4 separate regions of the Homo sapiens genome follow, and regions 1, 2 and 4 are each linked to region 3. The links are chromatin contacts, found by Hi-C or POLR2A ChIA-PET in ENCODE. All regions are on one chromosome and are shown on one strand. The core of a region is the stretch at or near the end of the contact, and the rest is flanking DNA. Distances in the headings are between cores, read along the strand shown.

The links. A loop is a pair of places that touch in the nucleus more often than their neighbours do. ChIA-PET counts read pairs that join two places held with the same protein, here RNA polymerase II (POLR2A). Pooled maps may share reads with other maps.
Region 1: a loop to region 3 is called in a pooled map, with 11 times the contacts of the local background. The contact joins the promoter of REEP5 here to the promoter of STARD4 in region 3. A Hi-C loop is called at or near these places in 4 of 37 single-sample maps with no recorded cell type and 14 of 50 pooled maps. POLR2A ChIA-PET finds 5 or more read pairs at or near these places in 1 of 52 experiments (HEK293).
Region 2: a loop to region 3 is called in a pooled map, with 4 times the contacts of the local background. The contact joins the promoter of APC here to the promoter of STARD4 in region 3. A Hi-C loop is called at or near these places in 6 of 50 pooled maps.
Region 4: a map of K562 shows a loop between it and region 3 (11-fold over the local background). The contact joins the enhancer-like site here to the promoter of STARD4 in region 3. A Hi-C loop is called at or near these places in 2 of 168 maps with a recorded cell type or tissue (B cell and K562), 1 of 37 single-sample maps with no recorded cell type and 7 of 50 pooled maps. POLR2A ChIA-PET finds 5 or more read pairs at or near these places in 1 of 52 experiments (naive thymus-derived CD4-positive, alpha-beta T cell).

Annotation. Positions count from the first base shown.
Region 1 is chr5:112,920,622-112,923,582 of GRCh38, reverse strand. It overlaps REEP5 (receptor accessory protein 5), which reads left to right and starts at 1,356. Exons shown (of 5, transcript NM_005669.5): 1 at 1,356-1,510; 2 at 2,327-2,420. The coding sequence starts at 1,393. It overlaps LOC105379123 (a long non-coding RNA gene), which reads right to left and starts at 1,196. Exons shown (of 3, transcript XR_948675.3): 1 at 1-1,196. RefSeq lists silencers at 1,086-1,355, 1,716-2,165.
Region 2 is chr5:112,736,178-112,739,174 of GRCh38, reverse strand. APC (APC regulator of Wnt signaling pathway) reads right to left here and starts at 1,290. Exons shown (of 16, transcript NM_000038.6): 1 at 1,250-1,290.
Region 3 is chr5:111,510,946-111,513,966 of GRCh38, reverse strand. STARD4 (StAR related lipid transfer domain containing 4) reads left to right here and starts at 1,432. Exons shown (of 6, transcript NM_139164.3): 1 at 1,432-1,582. STARD4-AS1 (STARD4 antisense RNA 1) reads right to left here and starts at 1,741. Exons shown (of 7, transcript NR_040093.1): 1 at 1,459-1,741. RefSeq lists enhancers at 968-1,107, 1,588-1,797 and a silencer at 1,188-1,557.
Region 4 is chr5:109,702,826-109,705,702 of GRCh38, reverse strand. All of the region lies in intron 1 of MAN2A1 (mannosidase alpha class 2A member 1), which reads right to left. Among named protein-coding and RNA genes, the nearest start is that of MAN2A1-DT, 13 kb to the right of the region's middle. Within about 2 kb of position 1,586, at least 2 of the 41 ENCODE cell types and tissues checked have a DNase peak (open chromatin) inside an H3K27ac peak, as active enhancers do.

The DNA of each region.
Region 1 (2,961 bases), core at 107-2,606, 1.4 Mb before region 3:
GTGACCCTGATGCCCTCCTTCAGGCAGATAGGAAGTTGCTGGAGGGTTGAGAACAAAAACATAGCACAACTTGACGCACATTTTAAAACAGATTCTACTGTCTGCCACATTGAGAATTAACTGTAGGTGAAAAGACAGAAGTAGACAGCAGGTTGTTTCACTTGTTCACTGATTTGGCTGGGTGGTGGTAGGAACAGCTGAGAAAGCTGAGCTAAGAAGCTCTGAGGAAGAAAGGAGGAAGGAGAATTAGCATAAAAGGAAAAAGCTAGGCGTGGGCAAGATAACTTTTTGCAGAAGTGGAAGGCAGTAGGGTAATTAAGTAGATTTGAAAGCACAGAGGGGTTGTGTAGGACCAAGACAGAATGTTCGGGGCCAGTTGTGGGCAGGGCATTGAATGCTCTGCCAAGGAATGGGAGCTCTAGTCTGTTAGGATAATAATACGGAGCTTCGGACAAAAATTCTGCAGCAGTGTGCAGAATAGGAGTCAACAAGAGTAATTTTAGGAGTGTCTGGAAGTCATATGGGTGAGATAAGAGGAGCCTAGGTTTAGGTGGAGGAAGAGCATGGCCAACTCATTCTGAAGGAAGCAAAAATGAGCTCCTGCCCTAAGGCTTGGACCTTAGAATCTCCGTCTTCTTCAGAGTATTTTGACTGTAGGAAGTGCAGAGTATATTGGCTCCACAGAGAGAATTTGGACACTTGCCACAGTATCAGACACCAAGACAACGCAAGCCCACCATGAAAAGATTTAATGCAGTTTTTGCTTGGAAAAGGTGTACCCCAGGGAGGATGTGTTAGATTTCTTCAAGGGTCTTTACAAGGCAACGATTGTCTGTAGGTGAGAAAAACTGCCAAGTTAAGGCAAAGAGGGAGAAAGCAGGACTGCTTCCAAAGAGTTCTTTCACGATGCTCAAACATTTCAATTTTTTAGGTCAAAAATGCCTTAGGTTTAGCACAGCAATGTAGGTGCCAAACTCATCGCAGTGAATTGCAGGCGGGAGCAACAAGGACGCCTGCCTCCTTTCTGCCTGCTTTTTGCAATAGTCCGATTTGAGAAGGGGACCCACGAGAGACACAAAATGCACGCCCCCACGCCACATCCTTTTTACCCCGCAATGGGTTAAGACTGTCAACAGGCAGGCCACCTCGCAGCGTCCGCGGAGTTGCAGGCCCGCCCCCGCCAGGGTGTGGCGCTGTCCCCCTGGCGCTGGGCGGGGGAGGAGGGGCGCGCGGCGGCCGAGGAGGGGCGCGCGGCGGCCGGGCGGGGCGAGCGGAGGCGAGTGGAGGACGCGTAGACGCGCCGCGGTCCCCGCCTGCCGCTGCTCCGCCGCAGTCGCCGCTCCAGTCTATCCGGCACTAGGAACAGCCCCGAGCGGCGAGACGGTCCCCGCCATGTCTGCGGCCATGAGGGAGAGGTTCGACCGGTTCCTGCACGAGAAGAACTGCATGACTGACCTTCTGGCCAAGCTCGAGGCCAAAACCGGCGTGAACAGGAGCTTCATCGCTCTTGGTGGGTGGCCGGGGGTCGCCGCCGCTGGTAGGGCCACGGGAGCCGCCGCTGCCCCAGCTGCTGGGGAAGGAAGCAGGGAGAGGACTCGGGAAAGGTGGAGTCGGAGACAGACGGGACAAGCAGCATATTCAGGGATCAGGCTGGCCTCCCGGAAAGCGTGGGCATCGGAGGACCCCGCGGGGGCTGCCCAGGCTGAGGGTCGCGGGGCTGGAGGGCAGCTGCGGCGCCGGGCGCTGGCAGCTGGAAGGGCCAGCGCTGACGTATGTCTGCCCCGCGGCCCGGCGCCCTATTCCTGCTGTCCTGCGCGGTGGGCGCGGACGGCGGGGCCCCTGCGGGCGGGCGCGTTGACGGAGGTACCCGGTCCTACCCGACCCTCCGTGGAGCTCCGCCCGGAGAGGGCGCCTCTCGGGTGGGCGGGGGCTGCTACTGCAGCGTGTGCGGGAGTCCGGGCCTCTCGGGACGCTCCCCGCTGAGCGCAGCTTCCCAGGCTGGAGCGCTGCCCAGCAGGCCCTGCGAGAGGGCGGAAGCGGGTGCCTGGGACCGTCCCGGGCGCCGGGGGTTGCTGCGCAAAGCGCCGGGGCCCCCTGCGGGAGGTAGGAGAGGCACAATGGTGGGGCTGCCTGGTATCCCCAGACTTCAAGGCATAGCCCAGCGGACGCGCAGGCCCAGCTTTCGTGTGGTTTGTTTTTCTCGCTCCTTTAATCGAGTCGAGAGGAAAACTCCTACAACAGGCCCAGCCTCGCGGTGTGGGCGGCGGCTGTCCCGCGTGAACGGCTCTCATGCTGCCCGACCCACTTCTCTCCTTGTGGTCCCCAGGTGTCATCGGACTGGTGGCCTTGTACCTGGTGTTCGGTTATGGAGCCTCTCTCCTCTGCAACCTGATAGGATTTGGCTACCCAGCCTACATCTCGTAAGTGACACACCCTGCAGCCGTCCCCTTCCCTTCCTCCATTCCTCCCCGCAGGGCTGCTGCAGTAGACTGCACATCCGCAATTCCCGGGAGAAAAGTGAAAGCTCGGCGGGGAGGGATGAGGTTGGACATAAGGGGTGGGGATAGTATTCACCATTTTGGAACCTTAACTTAATCCCTATCTCTTGACGATTAGCCCAGAGGTATTTTCATTAGATTATCCTGGTGACCAGTGTCCCCTCTCTTTGGCACACTAACAGGAAAGCGCTACCACTCTGTCGTCCTCCCTTTACTGGTGGGAGGATCTCAGAAGGTACAGGGAGCTGAGCACTTCTGTCTAGTAATTATTTTAATGAGTATTTCACCATATATTTATGCACCTAGAGAGTAAAACCCTATCAATTAGGTCTTCCTTAATTCATAATTACGTTAATTGAGACAGTAGGGAGAATTTTCTCATTTTCTTTTATTTTGAAAAAGCCACATGTTACAGACAAACTTGGGAAATGCTTACCCTAGTGTAAAAACAAAAACCTTTAAA
Region 2 (2,997 bases), core at 41-2,540, 1.2 Mb before region 3:
TCTAGAAGAAAAGCCATGTTGCTTTAATTTAAAATATTTGCACACTGAATTAATATCTTAAATATTTATTCAGTGTTATCTAAAAGCAACCAAAGAGAAATATAAAATTACTTAACTATAGGTCTTAAATATTAGGCCTACAAAAATTTGTTCACCATAATTTTTGACAAAGTAATTTACGTTGTAAAGTGGTTTGCTCTTGAATGACCTAATTAATGGCATAAAAGCTTCACTAACAAAAGAAAAGATCCACTGTTTCATACATAATTTATTAAGATTTCGTATAGGATTTATGTTAAATCAAAGAATTTGAGCATCACTTTCGTGATGTAGAATCAAAGTGTCCAATACATTCCAATGACAAAACATTCATAGCCTGACATTATTCCTACTTTAAAAAACAGTAATTTTTTTTCTGCTGTTCAGGCTGCATTTATAAACTATGGCTTCTTGTAAATGGGCTTCTACCCCAGCATTTGCTGCAAGGTTTCTTATTCCTCTGCAGTTGTCTTTTCGGCCTAACAGAGGGAGAAAAAGCACTGCTGCAGTCGTCCGCAAAAAGCCACTACCACTGCATTTTGTAACTAACAAAGACACTGGTATCTGTTTGCCACCCTGTTCACAGGGAGTTTACTTAGATGTTTTACAAAAGCAGGCACACTACTGGTGACCAGTATTTCACCAACCAACACCACCACTCACGCTCTGCAGTACCTGCCTCCTCCTCTTTCTCTCATCCCCAGTAGCTCTTTCCACTAGATTCACATCAGCCATCTGCAGCGGTTTTGTCTCCTCTCTCTTTTGGCCACCAATGCATGTGTCCTTGTCGCCAGGGAGGAAAAGAAGCCTTTCAATGGGGTAGAGCTTTTGCTCCTCGCCATGAATATGCTCCATTCTTTGTTGTCCTCTACCCGTTTCCTTAGATACTGTTATTCCACTCTGTCAAATGGCATTATAAAAACAAAAACCCCTTCTGGCTTCAAAAACAGCTTTTCTCAGCAGACTCCCCTTAACACTTCTACCCCTCCCCCTTCTTCCTCTTCTGTCAAAAACCCTGGATCCGAAGTACAGGAAATCCATCTCCAGTGCTGCAGTGGGGGGCGGGGGGACGACGCCCCTGCCTCCTCGTTTGGCATGCTGCAGTGGACCCTGTGCCAAGGAAAGGCCATCGGTTTAAGACAGTGCGAGGGAAAACCACCTTCCCCCCTCCCCCCGCAGCAAGCCTGGCCATGGTGGCTCCAGCACCTACCCCATTTCCGAGTCCGGCAGCACCTCCATTCTGTCTCCAGTGACACCCTGGCGGGCTGCACCAATACAGCCACATGTCGGTCACGTGCGCCCACACCCAGCCAATCGGCGGGCTCCCGACGGGAATGGGGAGCGCCCTGGTCCGCATCCAGCGGATTACACAGCTGCTTCTCTCTCCGCTTCCCGACCCGCACTCCGCAGTGGGGCACAGGGCCCCGCCCAACCGCACAGCCTGCCTAGCCCTAGCCCCGTACCCCTCGGGGGTATGCCCTCGCGGCCCCAGTCCCCAGCAAGCAAGGAAGTTGATGGCAGTTGACACGCATAGTAAAGAGTCGGGGGAGGTCCGCAGGGCAGAAGGATTAGCACAAGATGCCGGAGGTGGGAGGGAGAGTAATAAATTACATCTCGATTGCTATGATTTTTGCAGCACAGAGAAACAATAATATTAAATGAATTACAATGAATAATTTTACATTACAAGTCACTGAGTTGTCAGAGTGATGACTTGTTAGATAGATCACTCGAATTATATTTGAATTAAAAATAGTTACCAGAAAAGCTATGCTAGCAGCTTAGTAGTGGAGATCAGAACTCTGGAAGTCTGGGTTGCCTGAGTTGAAGCTTTACTCCTGTCACTCTAGCTCTGTAACTTTAGTTACTTAACCTCTCAGTGTTTCAATTTCCTGCTGTATAAAACGGGAACAGAAGTACAGAATAGAGGAGTTAATATATATGAAGTATTTAGAGCAGTCCCTGACACATACATAGAAGTGCTGTTAGCTACTACAAATCTGAGGCTTTAATGTAGTATTTTAATGCAAATTCTACATTGCATTTAAATCGAACCAGGTGATGCTTAAATTCCCAATTTTATGAGGTTGAAGGACAAAATCCAAACTGTCAAGAATATATAAAGTTAAACTTAAATTCTGGTTTAAATGGGGGGAAACCAGTTTCTATTATCTATTTAAAATTTAAAAGGATACTATACTTCAAGTTTTCTTTGTTTGTTTTTTGAGATAGAGTCTTGCTCTGTCACCAGGCGAGTGCAGTGGTGCAATCTCCGCTCACTGCAACCTCCACCTCCCGGGTTCAAGCGATTCTCCTGCCTCAGCCTCCCAAGTAGCTGGGACTACAGGCACGTGCCATCATGCCCAGCTAAGTTTTGTATTTTTAGTAGAGACGGGGTTTCACCATGCTGGCCAGGATGGTCTCAATCTCCTGACCTTGTGATCCGCCCACCTCGGTCCCTCCAAGTACTGGGATTACATGCGTGAGCCACTGTGCCCGGCCTAAACTTAAAGTTTTTAAATGAAGCATATTATAATCGTTTCTTAATTTTCAAATAGTATGAAAAGAAGCAAGCTATTAAATAGCATATTTGAGGCAATTCCATTTGATTAAAAAATGTATATATTAGAAAAGCAATAGACACACAACAAAATGTCCATAGAGGTTATTCCTGGAAAGTGAGATTATGGAGCTATTTCTGCTGTCCTTTCGTGCTTTGTTTTTTTTCTCTTTCATTAGTCCCTGTGTTACAATGCCTGATATACAGCAAATACACCCCAAATATTTATTTAACAAGTGAGTTATTTCCACACTGATGGCATACTACTGTTCTATTAAAAGTTTAAATATATTTAGAAACAATTTCCCTTCATATTTGAAATAAATAAAAGCATGTAAATCAATTTGATTATATTCTAAATAACTCTCTTTTGAGAATGACTTCATTTTACAAAAGGC
Region 3 (3,021 bases), core at 183-2,682:
TTTTATGGAGACTAAGAGCCCAGTTTCAGAGTCCAGCAGACCTCAGCCAAATTCCAGTTTCTCCACTCAGTAATTAAGCAACCTGCCTTAAGATTTATGTCTGGGGCTCCTCGCCTGTAAAACACACCTACCTTAGGGGGCTGTTAAGAGGATTCAATGTAATTGAATTAAGTAGGTACAACTTAATTACAAAGCACTTTTCCCCAACCATTTCAAATTATTTATCTACGTATTCATCCATCCATCCAAAGCACCTCAATAATTGGCCAATAATTCCTAAGTGAAAGGAGCTTTACAACACACGAAGAACTCTTCTATTATGTCACACGAAATTATAAATATAAATATAAAACAAATTATTTTACATATAAACGATGGAGGTAAAAAATAAATCGGCCAATAATAACTAGCAAGTAGTATTTGGTAATTCTTTTGGTGAGGCCGACTTAAAAATTTACGAAATATTATTTATTTTCATTGCAAGTCTATCAGAAATCACTAATGGTGTAGCACTGCATTCTTCCCTGCTTTTGGTTCTCAAACTACGTATCTTAGTAAACGCAATTTGCAGACAAACCAAGCCTCGCTAATCAGTGCATCATGGCTACTCTGGTAAAGGAAGAAATTCACTGTTTGCCAAGCATCCCATCAGATGGGTGACTTCACAGCCACTGGAAGAAATCTTTCTCATGTTCGAGTAGATGGAAACTCCAAAACTGTGCAGTTGCTAAATCCACTTGTCACACCTCCTCCTTTTCTCTGCTTCTAAGGTTGCCCTCTAAACTCTTTATCTGAGGATGGAAACACACACACGCACCCACACACACCCACACCCACACACACACAAACGTATTTGGCTAAAGGTCAATTCACATAGTGGCAGGGACTTTCGTTTATATGCATTTTCCTTCCCAGCTCTCTCAGTTCTGAGTCAGGCTAAGCAGGAGGCAGAGAGCTCGTCCTCCTCTGCATGGGCGCTTTTTCTTATTTGACTTTTAGTCCTGGGAGGAGTAGCGTAGTTGCGAGATACTAGGATATCCACAAGCGGGATGAATTTGGACCTTATCCCTCACTGTGATCCTTCACTTCGCCTTCTGTTTCAATTTCTCCCAGTCGGTTTACTGCTTGACAAAATTCTTTCACAATTAAGTGATCACAGGACAACCCAACCCAACCAATCCAAACCTGCAGGCAACCCCAGACATCCAGGGAACCCTGGCGCGGCTCGGGCCAGCCCACACCCACGCGGAATCATTCCATTTATCGGCCACCAATCAGCCCTCCACACGCTCCCGCGCCAGCCAATCCGAACAAGCGCACGTTGTTCCGGCCACCTCCTCTCAGCCCCCCCTCCCCGGAGCCCCCGGGATCGGGCCAGGGGGCGGGGCTGGGGGCTCGGCCCGCCTTGCCCTGAGGCGCTGGGTGCCTTCCAGTTGGCTGCGACCAGCGGTGACTTACAAGTTGGCTGCTGTCGCCTGCGCATCGGCGGGCCGGGAGGCTGAGCAGTACTGTTGAGAGCGGTGTGAGGTGCTTGGTAGCGCGCCGTAGCTGCTTCCACGTCCTTGCTTCACCTCAGGTAAAGGTAAGGAGAGCCACGGAGCCGCGGCAGGATTGGGGTGGCCCGTGTGGAGGGCGACTGTGGCGCCCGGGGCGTCCTGCCAGGTGCGTCTTCTGGACCTGCTCCAGACCATGGATCTGGGGAGCTCGCGGTGGACGTTGGGGATGGCGGGCCCCGGCGTCCGGGCGGGAGAGGACCTCACAGATGAAAGAGAAACCTGAGCCCCTGGGAGGGGAAGCGGCGAGCTGGAAGGATCCCAGGGCTTGCAACTCGCCCCTGCGCGCCGCTCACCTATTTAAGTACTTGGAATCCATTAGACCTCAGTGTCCTCAGCTGTTAAATGGGAGAGGGGCGGTGGTAATCCCGCTTGATTTGGGACAGTCCTGTTCTTTGGAGGTCACCGCGCTTCCTGGTTCTTAGGAGGTGCACAGACAGCGCAGGGGCAGCCGCGTCCCACCAGGCTTCGCGGAGGTGATGCCAAAGACAAGAGACAAAGTTTTCCCAGGGCTTACTGCCTTCCAAGGTCCCTGCTAAATGTATTAACTCAAATAATTTCTCACCAAATCAGTGTCATTGTTTTCCCGAATTTACACTTGAGAAAGATTACCTTAGATTTTTAGGTTCAGCAGCCAGGACAAAACTTGACAAATATTTGGTGGGCCCAGGTTTTTTATATGAAGTCTTTTCCAGCCTGTGATCAGCTTCCACAGTTTTACAAGAGAGAGCTTTAGGCTCTGAAGTCAGACGCCCTGGGTTGGAATTCTGGCTCCATCACTTATGAACTGTGTGATCTTGGACAAGTGACTCAACCTTCCTGTTGCTATTTTCCCTTTCTGTAAAACAGGGAAAATGTATAGACATTAAGCTACTATTCTCACTTATGGAAGACCTCAAGATATCTAAAGTATGCCCATTTACACCAATCCTAGAGCTTCTGAATAACTAAAATTCCTTTACCATAATGAAACACATTTTCTCAAGGAGGACTATTACTGTTGTGAGGATTAAATAAAATAAATGCAATGTAAAGCAGCCAGAAGGACTGACCATGTAGTAAGTGATCAATAAATGTTATTGTTATTTTTTAAAATCAAGTACAGAGCATTAGGTTTTTTTTTTAATCAAGTATTAGAGCATTAGGGGTTTGAACAGTAAGTTGGCTCACTATTCATATTGTAGAAATATACTTCCATGTTGCATTTCTTTAAATAGTGAGCTCCTGCCAGAGCCAGTCTCAAAAAATGAGAAGCTGCTGTACTTGTCTGAGTTAGAAAACTTAACAGTTCAACATTGATTGGAAATCAAGCATATGCTGAAATTTTTATGTTAGTTAGAAAATATAATTTAATTTACAAAGCTTTGGTTTGTATGACATTGGGGAAAGTCCATGGCATGTTAAACTGAAGCTGTTGACGGAAGTGAAAACCATATTAATCAAGTAATGCAAGGTTAGACCGTTCTGA
Region 4 (2,877 bases), core at 337-2,836, 1.8 Mb after region 3:
ACTTCTGACCTAAAGATCTGTATGATAACACATTTTTCTTGTTTTACGCCACTAAGTTTGTGGTGATAGCAGCAATAAGAAACTAATATACTTAGCAAATAGTTGGCCCTACAAAAATAAAGCTTATATTCTTATGCTTAGTCCTTTTTAGAGAAATTCTTGCCCAAATCTCCATCATCAGAGCTGGAGAGCCATGACCCTAAGGAGCTGTGAGCCCAAGCAATGGAGGGTGAGGCCGTGCAACCTCATAAACTGTCTTCCAGGGGCATAATTTGGTCTAACAAGGCTCTACACCTAACTTTGAATAAAGGAGTTAAGAAAAGACAGAGTCACCCTTTATGGTTCAAAGTAATTTTCAGAAAAAGCAGCATCAACATCTTTATCTTAGACTGAGTTTTAGAATCAATCAATTAAAAAATTTTAAGCCATTCTGGAGCCACAGTAGGGCATATGGAGTAAAAGACTGCAGTTTGCCAGGTAAAAGCCATGGTAGCTTGGACAGGAAGGGAAGGAACATGAAAGAATGACAAGAAAGATGAGTTAGGAATGGGAGGGGCAGGAAAGGAAAAAAAATTGGCATTGAGTTTTTTGCTAGGGCAAGGGGGAGGATTATGGGTGGCATTTTAGAGGAACAGGCCCACAAGCCAGTTACTGGGGAGGAGACAGAAGGGCAAATGTTATATTCTGAAACTATTAGATAGCTGAATGGTGGTGTCAGTGAACATGCAAGTCTGGAACTCAAGAGAGAAGTCAGGGCTAAATATATAAACTTGAGTGGCCAGAATAAATATGAATTTCAAGCAATGGGAACAAATGGGATTACCTAGAAAAGCGCAGAGATCTGCCTTTTATAATTTAAAATGGCTCACCAGGCGATTCTCACACATCCCCAGTTAAGAAGCGCCGCATTAAAGCTAAATATAGGAACTGCGATTTGGTAAAAGAGAGTCTGTATTTCCAGCAGGGGTGTCATCGTTATTGCTGCAGTCCCTGGTCAGTCAACCACTATTCAATCTCTACAGAAAAACCCTGCCTTTAGTCAGATCTCTGGAACTTAACAGGAAGGCTTTTGGGCTTGATAAAATGACAGGTAACCCTCCAAGCGCCCACTCCACCCCTTAAGATGTGTAGTGCTGAGGCCAAAAAGAGTGTGAACTGGGGCTGTGGCCACGATTCTGTATGTATCTCCACCTGTCTGTCAATGAGCCACAAGCCAGTTATAAATAACCTTTTAATGGTATTTTCCAGACTCAGAGCCTAACATGCCTGAATTTCTTCCAAATTGTGCAATTTGTCTTTGTGCAGCCACTTGTCCATTCAAAGAAATAAATGCCCTCACGATGTGAGCACAAAAAATACGTAGCTACAGAATACCTTACCAAATTGCAGAAGCAATATACTCTTTGCCCAGGCAAATCATTTTTCATAAATCTCACACCTGCCTAGGTATGACAGTAACAGAGGCTGCTCAGATGCAGGTAAGAGTGCCAAATGACTGTGAAGGGAAAAGCTGGGACTCCAAGCCCAACATCCCTTGTTCTGGCAGAGCACTCAAGGGACTCATGACTACTGCAGCTGGGCCACCAACTTAGTAGCTGCCAGAATCACTACACAGGATCCAAGCCCTGACCTCAAATAATAGCATCTCATTCCCTCACCACCCTCCTCCAAAAATGTGGTCAGGACTCCAGTTGCTGACGTTTTCTACAGGTTCCAGGAGACAGCACCAGCTCCACCCTATGAGTTTCCAGATGTATGTTTAGATTAGAACCATATGGCCCTATCTGCACCAGCCCAATATGGCTGCACAGAAACTACCTCCTGTTGAGGCAACATTTTAGACATCAAGCTATTACATAAAATGAGACTATGCAAAACAGATAACCACTTAAAAGTGAGTGGAAGAAGGGTGTATAACTAGGGCAAAATGTGTAGATTATAAAATTTTAATAAAATGCAGTTTTATTACTTACAAATCCATTTAATAACTGCAATTAAGTGGCACTAAACATATTAACTGTTGACTAACAGAACTCTTTCTTTAATTCAGCACTTCCCAATCTGTTCTATGGAACACTATTCTTTGCAGGATTTTTTTTTAAAAACCACACCGACTTTACTTCTAAAACTTATTTTTAATTTATATTCTTATGCTTAGCACTCTGACAGAATCTGTCAACAGTGTATCCCACCCAAGAACTTGCATGAAGGTTCATGTGATATGCTTTCAGGCCTTAACAATTCTCAGCTAGCTAAACAGGGTCATGTTGTTAACACATCATATAGGCAATGGTTGCTGGTCTATGTTGGTAATCTGTCTTACATGTTTGACAAATGCTTATCTTTGTACACAAGGTTACTAGGCACTATCCATTCACACTACCTAAACACATTTACCATGAATTAATGCCATGTATTGCATGTTAGGATATGCTAACAAAAGTTCTGTCAACATCTTATAATTTTAAACAAGTAATTTTGACAAACAATTTCAAAACAAAAAGAAAATAATTGTCAGTAATCAACCTAAACAGTGTTGGCCTATTAAAATAAATGCAACTGACATGTCTGAGATCGTTTTTCATACAGAAATAGTTTTGGAAAGCCTCTGAAGGCAGGGTTGTATTAAGTAGATAATCAACCCCCCTTCAACCTTATTTATACTAATCATCTCCTGAATAAGTCCCTTCTATTTCTTATTGACAGGGGACAGGTATTTAGGCAAGTCTCATCTGAATTATTATAAATTCTGAATTTCCAAACTACTCTTTATACAAGCACTACAGACTCTAAAGTTTTACAAATTCTTTCCTATTGCCTTTCTTTATAAAAATCCATCTGTAACAACTGGTCTACAAGGGCAAGGTGAGACACAGA